2 separate regions of the Homo sapiens genome follow, and region 1 is linked to region 2. A link is an interaction called in ENCODE POLR2A ChIA-PET data of the cell type or tissue named here. Cell type or tissue: CD4-positive, alpha-beta T cell. All regions are shown on one strand. Each heading gives the region's core, and the rest is flanking DNA. Links, peaks and the distances in the headings are about the cores only. Region 1 overlaps SEC63 (SEC63 protein translocation regulator). Region 2 overlaps SCML4 (Scm polycomb group protein like 4).

Evidence for each region. ChIA-PET counts read pairs that join two places held together with the same protein. Peaks named below come from ENCODE experiments on the same cell type or tissue, not always from the same donor. Only the 100,000 strongest peaks of a DNase experiment are listed, where the experiment ranks them.
Region 1: POLR2A ChIA-PET joins it to region 2 with 6 read pairs; 3 of 35 experiments call an interaction of 5 or more read pairs at or near these places.

What each region holds. Positions count from the first base shown.
Region 1 is chr6:107,865,674-107,868,475 of GRCh38, reverse strand. SEC63 (SEC63 protein translocation regulator) reads left to right here. Exons shown (of 21, transcript NM_007214.5): 21 at 1-720. Among named protein-coding and RNA genes, the nearest start is that of SCML4, 43 kb to the right of the region's middle. In CD4-positive, alpha-beta T cell, for the core only: a CTCF peak has its summit at 1,304 (motif pointing right); a DNase peak (open chromatin) is centred at 1,325.
Region 2 is chr6:107,711,578-107,714,379 of GRCh38, reverse strand. All of the region lies in intron 6 of SCML4 (Scm polycomb group protein like 4), which reads left to right. Among named protein-coding and RNA genes, the nearest start is that of SCML4, 110 kb to the left of the region's middle. RefSeq lists a silencer at 871-980. In CD4-positive, alpha-beta T cell, for the core only: no CTCF peak of the experiment used is centred there; DNase peaks (open chromatin) are centred at 959, 1,272 and 1,539; H3K4me3 peaks cover 304 bases.

The DNA of each region.
Region 1 (2,802 bases), core at 219-2,718, 150 kb before region 2:
TCCTGAGTAGCTGGGACTGCAGGTGCATGCCACCACACCCAGCTAATTTTTTAATTTTTAGTAGAGATGGGATTTTGCCACGTTGTCCAGCCTGGTCTCGAACTCCTGGCCTCAAGTGATCAGCCCTCCTCAGCCTCCCAAAGTGCTGGCATTACAGGCATGAGCCACTGCGCCCAGCCTGTTGGGTTTTTTTGGAAAAAAAACAAAAACAACAAATCATCATCCTTTCCTTTAAAATGTTTTTTTTTTTTTAAGAAACAATTTTCCCACAAACGGTCTGATTTAACTCCATGAAATCCTCTATTTAGACTGCCTTAAAGTGAAATAACTGTTGGTGAACCATAACATTTTGCCAGCTGTGTAGTGATTAGTCCAAATATGTCTCAAGAAGTTAGCACCAAGCATTCTCATCCATTTAAACTTGATGCTAGGGCTATTTTGCAAAACTTAAAAAGATGCGATCTTGTACATATTTCTGTAACCTGAGCTGAAAACCCAAATAACAATCATTGACATACTTTAGGGCTATTGTTTCAGGTGGGGGTGTATACATCCCAGGGGCGTGGAGATGATCAATCCATTGAGGAAGTATTAAGATGATTATTTGTATTTAATCTCATCCTTTTAAATTTCTATTTTTGTGTGTTTTATAATGTACATAATATATTGTACAATTGTACACTTCTATTATTTATAAATAAACATTTATTGGTGCATTAATTTTTTTTTTTCTGATTTGGGTCCATGATCAAAACATTTGGGCACCACTGCTTTGTGGTATTGATAGGGTGACATTTGACACTCACCACCTGAGATCACAGAGTGATATACTCTGGAGTTGGTGGGTTGGCATTCACTGTGTGCAGCCCTACTGTAGCTGCCAAGAGCAAAGTGAGACTTTTATGAGATAGAGCTGAGTAGGTCTGGAGGTGGGATTGATAGGCAAGGGGAGGGTTCTGCACAACGGTTGTCTGTGGAGTGCAGGTGGTGCAGGTATGGAGCAGCAGTGCTGGGGACGACTTGCTGGGACTTTGAGCAAATCACAGCCTGTTGCTGGTCCTGGCAATCAGTGACTGCTGCAAATGGAAGGTGAGTGTGGGAAGGACTGGCCACTCTGTTCAGCACGAGGTTGTTTAGCGTTAACCTATCAGCCTGGGTACACAAAGGGAGCTGTAGCCCTCATACCTTACCCGAAACACCTGAGGTTTACACTTTAACATCTGGATAATAGCAGCAATGGACTTCAGTGTGAACAGATTCCATTAAGAGTTAACTTCAAGCTATTTCTCTGTATTTTCCAGCCTCGTTCCAGTAGAGGGCGATAGGGCTGTAATTTTCTTTAACAAAGAATGGTGTGTTTCGTTTCAGACTAAAAGCCACGATTAAAGAAATGCTTTGTAATTTATTTGTATCTGCACCTTCTGGGATTTCCTCCCTCTCTTTTGATCTTTTATGTTTCCCCCTAACCTTTTTCTTCTTTACATGTGTCCTTTGTTATTTATTTATTATTTTTTTAGAGGCAGGGTCGTGCTCTATCGCTCAGGCTGGAGTACAGTGGTGCAATCATAGCTCACTGCAGCCTCAACTCCTGGGATCAAGTGATTCTCCTATGTCAGCCCCCTCCGAAGTAGCTGGGACCACGGGCACTAACCTGGCTCATTGTATTTATTTATTTAGAGACAGGGGTCTTGCTATGTTGCCCAGGCTGGCCTCGAACTCCTAACTTCAACCCTTGGCCACCCAAAGTATTGGCACTATAGGCATGAACCACCGCACCTGGCTGTGTGTCCTTTAACCCATTAAATTTACTGTCTAGAAACATTAAGTCCCTTTGCAACCAACTCCAAAAGACAATCCATATGTATTCATTGTGCTGGAATTCCAAATTGCATTTGTTTGCTTGAGAGAGGTGGACAATCAAATAGGACATGGTAATTCCTTAACTCTACAAAATCTAACCTGTTTGCCTGATAGGTGTCAACTATTAAGAGTCCAGAGTTTTTACATGCAAGCTAACAAGTTAACCTGCCAGTGTCATGGATGCCGACAAAACACAGAAGACTCCAAAGACACAGGCACAGCAGGTGGCATGAGCTTCATGTTCCCCATCTGTTCCTGTTGTCTTCCAAGTTCCCACGGAGGCGATGTGGAGTGGCCAGGCAGATGCTGTTCATATCACAGCTGAGGAACTCCAAGCTTGGGAGACCTAACCCTGTCAAGCCTGCAAGCAACCCTGTCTTGATCTTATCCTGGACAGCAAACAAACTCACCCTCTTTCTGGGAGGGAGACACTGCCTTCCAAGGCTGTTTGCCATACAGACACCCTTGAAAAGATAGTCTAGAACAAAAGCCTGTGTGCCTTTGATCACAGGTGTGCAGAGACATGAGAGACTCATGGAAAACTGTCTCTCAACAGCTGGAATTCAATACATATAGGACCTGTATTTACAAAGAGATATTATAGAACACTGATTTTCAAAGGGAATGAGGTCTATTTTGTGAAAACTAGGACCACTTAGGCAGTTTCCTTGAGAATAATATACATTTAAACTCCTTGGAAATGTTTTATTGTCAAAGATAGTTTTATTGTCAAAGATAGTTTTATGTTGCAACTGAAGATAATTTACTTACCCGTGCACCAACTAAAAAATATCCAGAATTTTCTAAGTTGAATCCAGTCCATTGTGACAGTGCAAAACAGGGTATCTACAAGAAGGAACACTATACCTATTCTACATGGTAACCATAAGAGATTTTGATTATCGCTTTCTGCACTCCTTCCCCAAACCTTCCACCCCTCCC
Region 2 (2,802 bases), core at 10-2,509:
AGCAGGAGGAAAGACAACCAGGGAGGGTCAGTAGGGAGGAGGGATGGCTGGAGGCTTCCCAGCAGAGGTAACAGTGCTTGCTAGGAGGTCACAGTGTCTTCTGGTGGCCAAGAAGGAATCTCGCTCAGCTCAGCTTGACTTCAAGCCCATGGTCTCTCCTTGTTTCTAGAGACATGCTCTCTCCTCACACAGGCAGGCCAGCTGGTCTCAAATAATTGAAAAGAAAAATCTGATTAAACTCTAAGGATTGAGTGGGCTCTCTTCCCTCTCATCTCTCTCACCACATGGCATCTTGAAAACTCTGGATAGAGTGAGTGATGCTTGCCTATAATCCCAGCTACTCGGGAGGCTGAGGCAGGAGAATCACTTGAACCTGGGAGGCGGAGGTTGCAGTGAGCCGAGATCACCCCACTGCACTCCAGCCTGGGCAACAGATAGAAATAATGAAAAACAGCACTGTTTCAAGCCATGTGATTTTGCCATAATCGTGGGCTAATCTGGGCATGTCACACATTTGATATGGCATTGTATCTAGAAAGGATGCATCTAGTGGGAGCAGGTCACTTGGAGATGCTGAGAACAGATCTCCCTCCCCTTCCCCTTGCCAGCCCCGGTCCTCCCAACCCAGTTCCAGGTGCCAGAAACCAAGAGGGCCTGGGCAGCTCACAGGCAGCCTGAGGACACAGGGGTCCCTGTCGGAGACAATGACCTTCCTGTCTTTAAGATTCTTATGGTCAGGCTCCAGCCCTGAGACACATTCTCTTGATTCTTAAAATATTCTTAAGAAGCAGCAAATAATATTCACAATTTATAGATGAAGACAATGAGGTCCGTAGAGAATGATCAGAGCCCAGGAGGGACGGGAAGCCTGGCTGTGGCTGCACTCGGTGTGTTTTGCATGTGGACACACTGATGCAGCCTTCAGCTGTGGGAGGAAGTGACTCCCTTAGTGGGAACAGCCTGAGGTGGGAGGGGTTACACAGTGTCATAAGGGGCTGGCAGGGGCTTAGAGATCAAGCCCTTTTATTTTACAACAGAGAAGCAGAGAGTCGATCACATGGCTGGTGGGTGGCAGGGGTTTCTGACTCCCAGCTCACTGCTAATTCCGCTCCTCCACATGACTCTGTTGTTAGCTAAAGAGTTTCTCCTGAATTATGAATGAGTGAAAGGAAATTATGTACGTATGGATGTGCTCATGGGCATGTGTAAGGCAGAGGGAGATTCACAGAGAGTGTGCAAGTACCTGTGCTGTGAGAATCAGGATTGCTTTGAAACACTGACTCATAGTCATCCTAGCTCTGGTAAATGTGAGTTCAGCTTTAGAAACAAGCATATTTAATCCATTCATAACTAGGTTTCACTTTTCACATGCCTCTGGCAGGGAATGACAAGACCAAGCACGATGTCCTCATTGGAGAACTCTGCCTGCTCACAAAGGTGTCTGGCCAGTGCTTCTTGGCATGCTCTGTCTGCTTAGGAGCAAGACTTTTCCACATCCATCATGTCTTACTGTTGATCTATCACATCTGCCTGCTGCAGCTGCACCAGGCTCCACCCATCTGTCTTCCTGACACCTTCGCTGCAGCTGGAGAGGGAGTGGCTAGTGTATTTATTATTTTTGTGAGCACAGACCACTGTGAGGCTCTGCAAACCTGCCACTGGAAAGCTCCATTTTTCTTCCTTTCTAAAGCGAATCTATGTGCTTTGGATCAGGAGCAGCTCCCGAGGTGTGACTTAGGCTGCCTGCTGCCCTCTGTCTTGTATGACTAAAAGGCCCCCTAAGAAACACGCCCGAGCCAGGCCCCTGCTGCCTCTGCTCCATCCTGGAAAAGTGAAAAGTGCCCACAGCAAGCCCTAGGTACCAGGAACAGAGCCCACTTTGCCATCTCAGTTATCTCTTTCCCTCCACAGCAATCGTCCTGAGAGCCTCCTCCTTAAAGACAAACCAGCCACCTGGCTCAGCCCTTCAACACTGTAGTTGAAGGGAAAGTGTTTCCCTGACCTAGCTCAAAGGACTCTAGGTTCCTGTGAATGATGCTGTTAATTGGTCTGGGTTTTCCCCCCTTCCTGTCAAATGCAGGAAATTAGATTTGACCTCTGCTCTGATCACTCTAAAATTATTCTTGGCACTAAAGACTTCCAGCCTTTGTAATCAGAGCATCTATTTTCACCCTGATTAACGCCAATGTTCTGATGGGGCAGGATCCAAAGGCAATGTGATTTCCGTGATTCCTCGTCCCCATGTTGAGTGCAGATGTCTTTAAATGGAGTGAAATCATCTTTAATAAGTGTGGATCGGCATTCAGATGGCTCCAGGGTGCATTAACAGATTCCCAGAAAAATGCCCCGTGCCAAACCACCTTATGGGACCCTTCCAGGTCCCACAAGGAAGAGGCAGGGAAGATCTCAAAGTCAATCCAATTCTCAGCCAAACCATTATGTGTTTAGGACAGACGCAGAAATGTGATGCTGTATTCTCCTCAGTGCTAATGGAGCAGCATGCACGTCTCAGGCACATTAAAAGGAGGAAGGAGACAGAGACAGCAGAAAGCCACTGTGCCCCGAGATCTAAAGAAGGGAAATAAAGTGAAGGCTTCTCAACTTCTAACTAGAATTCTTCTGTAGGAAAGCCGCTTCATTGTTCAGAGCCTTGTCTTTTTTCTAGCCTTAAAATAGAAGTAAAGATTACACACACAGGCTTTTGTATAAGTTACCGAGACTGTGTCTGCAGAGTATATTGATTCATCTCACATTTATCAAGTCCTATTTATAAACACAGTCATGCATCACTCAATGGGATAC